Linked DNA regions of Homo sapiens: region 1 is linked to region 2. Evidence: chromatin contacts called from ENCODE Hi-C or POLR2A ChIA-PET data. All regions are on one chromosome and are shown on one strand. The core of a region is the stretch at or near the end of the contact, and the rest is flanking DNA. Distances in the headings are between cores, read along the strand shown. Region 1 has its middle 69 kb from the start of CNKSR3. Region 2 overlaps IPCEF1 (interaction protein for cytohesin exchange factors 1).

Evidence for each region. Hi-C counts contacts between places; a loop is a spot of excess contacts on that map. ChIA-PET counts read pairs that join two places held with the same protein, here RNA polymerase II (POLR2A).
Region 1: a loop to region 2 is called in a map of heart right ventricle, with 3 times the contacts of the local background. The contact joins two enhancer-like sites. A Hi-C loop is called at or near these places in 1 of 168 maps with a recorded cell type or tissue (heart right ventricle). POLR2A ChIA-PET finds 5 or more read pairs at or near these places in 3 of 52 experiments (Panc1, T-cell and activated T-cell).

The regions. Positions count from the first base shown.
Region 1 is chr6:154,577,525-154,581,113 of GRCh38, reverse strand. No RefSeq gene overlaps it. Among named protein-coding and RNA genes, the nearest start is that of CNKSR3, 69 kb to the right of the region's middle. Within about 2 kb of position 1,938, at least 4 of the 41 ENCODE cell types and tissues checked have a DNase peak (open chromatin) inside an H3K27ac peak, as active enhancers do.
Region 2 is chr6:154,228,066-154,231,706 of GRCh38, reverse strand. All of the region lies in intron 5 of IPCEF1 (interaction protein for cytohesin exchange factors 1), which reads left to right. It also overlaps a transcript of OPRM1 not described here. Among named protein-coding and RNA genes, the nearest start is that of IPCEF1, 130 kb to the left of the region's middle. Within about 2 kb of position 1,771, at least 2 of the 41 ENCODE cell types and tissues checked have a DNase peak (open chromatin) inside an H3K27ac peak, as active enhancers do.

The DNA of each region.
Region 1 (3,589 bases), core at 689-3,188, 350 kb before region 2:
TTTTTCTTGAAGTTCCTTGAGCATCCCAAATCTGAGAGTTCAGAGCTTTCATCAAATTTTGACAATTTCAGCAATGATTTCTTTAAAGGTTTTTTTCTGTCCTTCTCACCCACTCTATTTGCTACTCCAGTTATACATGGTTTAGACCACTTACCTTCTGATATTCCTCCATACAACACTGATGCTCTGTTAATTTTTTCTAGTCTTTTTCTCTTTGTGCTTTATTATTGCTATGTCATCAAGAATACTGATCTTCTCTTCTACAGTGTGTAAATTGCTATCAAACCTATCTAGTGTTTTTTTCTTCCCTATGAGATATCATATTTATTATTAGTATTTAGTCAAAGATTTGAGAGAACCCTTTGCAAATCTTGAGAGTGTGCTCTCTTTCTCTCTCTTTCTCTCTGTGCAGCTTTCTCCTTTCCAGTACTTTGTCCCACAAATCTAGCCACCTTGCCTTCCTTAACTTTGATCTCTGTTTCCTTAACTCAGTGAGACTGTTGGCTGCATGCTGTGGCTTGAAAACTGCCTCCAGGCAGGAAGCTGGGGCAATCACATCATTCAGCTCAATTGATTCTCTTCTTTCAGGGTTCACAGTCCCACAGCATTACCAGTTGTTTAATGTCTGAAAACTGTTGTTTCATATATTTTGCCAAATTTTCAATTTGTGCATGGAAGAAGGATAATTCCTGTAGCTGTTAATTTTTCATAAATGGAAGTGAAAGTCTAAATAAGTAAATTTGAAAGTTAATATGTTATCATCGTAAATGCAATAGTTACAAAAACTGAGACAGCTGCTCTTTTATTGGTGCCTCCAATACCATAAGCACTTGTTGATGGTGATTTTCTTCAATAGTCAATTACTTTTGGTAAATTTTCAAACAAAACAAGTCTCAATCTTTCCTCAGTTTACATGATATTTGCATTCCTGGAAATTCCTTATATATTAACACAGAGCAAAAATGCTTTGTGTTCATATGTAAAATGGAGTTAAGTTCTGGGCTCAGATAATATAAACAGGTTTTTCCTTACAGAAAATTCACGTAAGATGTGGAACCATAACTCCTTGGGTAAGACTGTGATATGGGATCCTTGACCCTTATTGAAAACCACCACCTACATAATTAGTACCTTTCACACGTAACATATTTTGTCTGTTGGATGCATAACCATGGAGTAATCCTGAGGCCCACATGCTCTTGGAAAAGCAATAAATAAGTTATGTCTTCATTACAACTTTCATCATCAGGGAAAGGGGGGAGATACATGATGTTTTGCCAAGATAATTAACTTATTTTATAATAAGTGAATCTATTTTTAGTTAAGATTTAAAAGAAGTACCTCTTTCTGCCAAAAGACAATGTAAAATGTCACCACTATTCATACAACAGATAAAAAATATTTATTGAGTTCTATTATGTGCCAAGTATTGAGGATTCACGAGTGACTCAGACAAGAATCCCTGTTCTCATGGAGCCTACGTTTACTATGGTTTGTGGAGAAAAACTGGCAATCAAAGGAAATGCCCACACGTCCCTCACATTGTGAGAGTTGTGACATCACACCTTTCCATTAACTAGTAAAACAAGTTATGACAATTTTAGAGAGTATAACACAAAAGCAAAAGCCTCTATCAAAATCTTTCGGTCAGGGTTCCATACTTAAGGACCTTGAGGAAATGCATAAATAAAGTTGCAGATGATTTATTTCAACTCTATTAATAGGTTCAAAGACATTTCCAACTAATCCTGTTCAAACCACACTTTGTACTTTACTGAAACTGAGGAAAAAAGCCTCTCTCTTACTTTTGCCTAGTAAGAGAACACAGTTACCCAGGATCACCTTGGCTTTTGAGACTTTATTGGTTTGGCTCAGATCCCACTTTCAGACCTCATTTCCTTAGATTTGGCAACTTGAGTTCTGGACTGATGACCACTTAGCCTATTTGGACTGATTCTCTGAGCTACCTACTCTCCTATGTGGTGACGTGGCTTTAGCCCAGAGCCACAGGTAGAATGCACTTTGTCCCACTCCCACCAGGCAGCTGCAATGCCAATGTGGGACCACGTTTGTCAATTAAAGATCCGCAACAATATGAAATGTGTAGCCACAAAAATAAAACTTGGTGTCAGGAGCCCAGGGTCCAAATCTCTGCTCCCAAATCTATTTCATGTGGATCCTGGTGTAAATCAATTAATTTTTTTCTTCTGAGTCTCAATGGCCTCACCCTTAAAATGAGGACAATAATAACCTTGTTCATCAGATTGCGTTGAGGATTGTAACAAAACCGTGTGTTCCAGAATGCTTTGCAAGCCACACAGCACCATAATAACCTACACTGCTGCTGTGGTAAGTGATGACGAGGAGGAGAAGTGGCCTGTTGAAAGGACCCAAAGCCTGCAAAGGCTATAGATCACTGGCCTGCACATCTGAATGCAATGTACGTTTTGCTGCTTATCCTGATTAGACAACAACAAGTTTTTGCTCTTAATACTATTTCCAATTTTTACTTTTCTTTTGGATTTGTTGTCATTCCTTCCAGTCTAGTCTAAACATCATTTAGTTTGGTGCCCAGGAGATAGTGAAAAAGCTGGTGCCCAGCTTTTTCTTCCTTGGTGTGGGAGCTTCTGCCTGGGGCTGACCTCCTTCTCTGGGTTAAGGTCCTGTGGAGCTGTCTTAAACTGACCGACCTGAAGTAGACCCAGACACACCTGTAAACTACTTACCTTGCAGGGGTGGTGCCAGGCCTGGGGCTAAGAGGGCATGCCTGCTCCTGTGATCTGTGAGGCCTAGTAAAACATGATTAAGGCTCTGCTTGCTGTGTGGGAGTCAACAATGCCATTATAGCCTCCCTTGGCAGATGGTGGGCAAGAGTTCCTGCACTAATAAGAATTTCTTGCTGGATCATCAAAATGCATTTCCCTTTTTGGGTTGGACCTCGTAGAACATCCTATGTTTGAGGCTTCAGCATCTGTGTTTCATGGTCAGTCTGACCTCTCTCTAAACAAGAGATCTGGAAAGAAACACTTTTCCAGGAAATCATCCACAGGCAGTTGACTTTGACCTTCCGCCATACTCCTTTCATTCCACCCCCAGCAGTTTCTCATGGATACCAAATATGTGTCTTGGGATAATTGGACTAAACAGGTTTGTCCGATTATTTACAAGCTCCTTTCAGTTTATTTGTTTACTTGTTTCAATTTTGCATGGGCCATTTTAATATTTTTTTGTGGTTCAGACAAAACCCACATATATCACAGTGTTTTAGATTAGTTAGGATTCTCTATGATGTGATTAATATAATAATCCATTTTCGGCCTCTGTAGTGAATCAGATGCTTTATATACATGATCTGATTTCATCTTTGTAATGCTCCAGAGCAGGCATTATTATCCCCCTTTTAAAGATGAGGCTTAGAGGGGTAAAATCATTTGTTTAAAGCTATGTAGTTAATCATTATCGGAGCTGGAATTGGAGCCTAGGTGGATTTAAGTCCAAGTCTATGCTCTTTCCTCTATACCATAGTGGCTCTTGACTCTTTACTTACTCTTTGGCATGGCAGTGGAAATCAGTACTATTAATATATGAA
Region 2 (3,641 bases), core at 522-3,021:
TTCCCATGTTTCTTTTCGCAAATACAGCAAGTGTGTATATTGAGTCAAATCTCTTCCTCCTTTCTTACACAAAATTAGCACATTAAATATATAGTACTGCACCTTACTTTTTCTCTCACTATGTCCTAGAGATTGCTCTACGCGTTGTATGGCGTTTTTCATAGTTATTCACTGTGTGTGGATACCACAGTGTATTCAACTGTCACCTGATGACAGACATTTGCATTCTTTGCAATCCTTTGTAAATACAAACAATGCTGCAATGTACATGTCATTCCACATATTCTCCAAGGTATAGTTAGGACAGATCCCAGAAGTGGAATTTCTGGGTCAATGGGCAAGTGCATTTTTGCTGATTATTATCCAGTTTCCTTCTGTTGAGTTCCATTTTGCATTACCACCAGCAGTGTTTGAGAATGACTGTTTCTCCATAGAACTAGAACTTTTACAGTGAATTTTATCCTAACTTTTCTTCAATCTCCTTTTACTTTTACTTTCTATTTTAAAGAATATAATTCAGATTTCTCTAGTGGTCATGAGTCTGTGTGTAGTGTGAGAATCTAGAGACAACTGTTCTAAGGCGGCATGAGAATGGGCAGCTCAGCTCAGAGTTTAGACCTCATCTGTTTCCAGTGCCCTGGGGGTTTTGGGGAGTAACTGAGAAAACAATAGATTTATATGGAGAAATGGAGACTTTTGCAGTTTCGGCTGATTCAGATAGTCATTGGGTAACCTCATTAAATTTGCTCAATGTAATTTCAAGAATTTCAATTCTATATTCACTTAAAAACACAAAAGTATATTACAAAGAAATTTTTTTAGCTGTTTTTTTTTCTTGAATTCAAGATTCTATTTAAGACCTGTAATTTATTTAATAACAGGTTTTAGGGGAGAAGATGTTGCAATGAAAATATACATAGATTCTAAGGTGTCTTCTGATTTCAGAATTATTGAAGTGTAAAGAAATCAGGGTTTTAGAATTAAGGAACTATGGTTTCATTGAAAATAGAGATATAATATTACTTTTCATTTTTTAACCAGGAACTACATGACAGTTTCCTATATTACCATTCATCTGTTTCTGGCTTGGTCCTCTTTGACCTATTTAGACTCGGGAATACACGTCACTCTCATTTCTCCTGGTCAGCCCTTCTGCTTTTCTGACATGTGTAGGTACCTAAGAAGTAATTTTGTATATTTTCCAAAATACTTGTGGTACGAAAAGGGCAAATGTTATCATGGCAATGAACACTTATTTTTGCATTTAAATTCTAAAATCTGATGTCCTGTTTTAGTTAATTTCTAAAAGACTTAATTTTTTTAGAGCAGTTTTAGGCTCACAGCAAAAGTAAGAGGAAGGTACAGATATTTCCCATATGATCCCCGCCCATACTCATGTACAACCTCCCCATTATCAATATCCCCATCTGCATGGGAGATTTGTTATAACTGATGAACCTCATGTTTTTAAAAACAGCTTTATTAAGGTACATTTTATGTATCATAAAGTTCACCCTATTCAAATTTGCAGTTCATTCATTTTTGGTAGATTTACCAAGTGATGCAACCATCATAATAAATCAGTTTTAAATAATTGGTATTGTACCAATAAGATCCCCCATCCCCATTTACAGTCAGTTCCCACCCCCAACCGCAGGCAACCACCGTCCTGCTTTCTGTCTCTATAGATTTGCCCTTTCTGGACACTTCCTAGAAATGGAATCACACAGTCATAACTGATCGCTTGTGTTTCACTTTCACTTAGCAGAATGTTTTCAGGGTTCATCCATGTTTCAGCAAGCGTCACTGGTTTGCTCCTTTTCATGATTAAATAGCATTTCGTCGTATGGCTGTGTCATATTCTATTTAGTAGCTGATGGACATTTAGGTTGTTTCCAGTTCTAGGTTACTATGAATAAAGCTGTTATAACGATTTGCATGCAAACCTTTGCATGGGCATTTGCATCCATTCCTCTTGGGTAGACACCTAGGAGTAGAATTGCTCAGTTGTATGGCAATTATATGCTTACTTTTTTTAGAAACTGACAAACTGCTGGGCACGGTGGCTCACGCCTGTAATCCCAGCACATTGGGAGGCCAAGGCAGGCAGATCATGAGGTCAGGAGATCGAGACCGTCCTGGCTAACACGGCGAACCCCATCTCTACTAAAAAAAAAAAAATACAAAAAATGAGCCGGGTGTGGTGGCGGGTGCCTGTAGTCCCAGCTACTCGGGAGGCTGAGGCGGGAGAATGGCGTGAACCCAGGAGGCGGAGCTTGCAGTAAGCCAAGATCGCGCCACTGCAGTCCAGCCTGGGCGACAGAGAGAGACTCCGTCTCAAAAAAAAAAAAAAAAAAAAACCGGCAAACTTTTCCACACTGCCTTCTGCATCTCATTTTAACACTTTATTGTCAGAGGAAAAAGATTATAGTTCATTCATTCATTCAAAAAATGTATTTATTTATTTCACATGTATTTATTCCACACCTTATAAATAATATGTATGAACAACACAGTTATTTCCTTCAAGGTACTCACAATCCATTGGAGAAGCAGACAAACAACCAGATAATTAAATACAGTAAGAGAGGTCCTGTAAGGGAGGGCCGCCCCTGGGGCTGGAGGCAGACATGGGGGCACCTAGTCCAGACTTAAGGGAATAGGGAAAAAGTTTTGGAAATGGTCACACCTAAGTTGAATCCTGGAAACTTATCTAGGGGAATGAGGTAGGAAGGGCATTATAGGGCCAGGGAGCAGGAGGCAACCTGCCTTGCTCACACCTTGGAACCCTTTACTCTGTTTTTTGTTTGTTTGTTTTGAGACTGGGTCTCACTCTGTAGCCCAGGCTGGAGTGCAAGTGGCACCATCTCAGCTCACTGCAGCCTTGAACGTCTGGCCTCAAGTCATCCTCCCGCCTTGGCCGCCCAAAGCACTTGAGATTACAGGCATGAGCCACCACATCTGGCCAAGAGCAGAGTGTTTAAAGGAGACAAATACTCTAGAGGTGATTCATGAGATCAAAGAGATGATCAGCAACCTTTACATTTCCCCCCAATGTTGTAACACCAGCCATTTTCATAAAAATATGTATTTAATGCTGCCTAATGACAGCAACTGTACGTGACACTCCACTGAGATGAACAAAATCAGAGATGCTGGGAAAACTAGATGGGCTGAATTGTGAGGAGAAAGGTTTGAGATCATAGAACATCATAAAACAAAGTGAAAAGGAACGTGTTTCTTCTGAATTTAAGACTAGATTTGGAAAGAGAAGTTTGTACAATGGCCAAACGATGGGTTTGATACCTCTGGCAGGAGAACAAGTTTTTTATTACATCAGGATTTCGAGGGAAGCTTGCAGGTACCAGCATAGAACCTGGAGGAAACTTTTTTTTTTTTTTTAAACAGAGACAAGGTCTGCCTATGTTGTCTGGGCTGGTCTTGAACTCCTGAGCTCAAGTGATCTTTCTGCCTCGGCCTCCCAAAGCGCTGGGATTACAGGCGTGAGCCACCCTGCTTGGCTGCCTGCAGGAAACTTTTTAGAAAGTTAGGAATTGAAGAAGAAGGATCCCATTCAACAAAGTTATTTTAGTTAATATAATAGGCAACAGGGGATCTGGAGAAGCGGAGGAGGAGGAAAA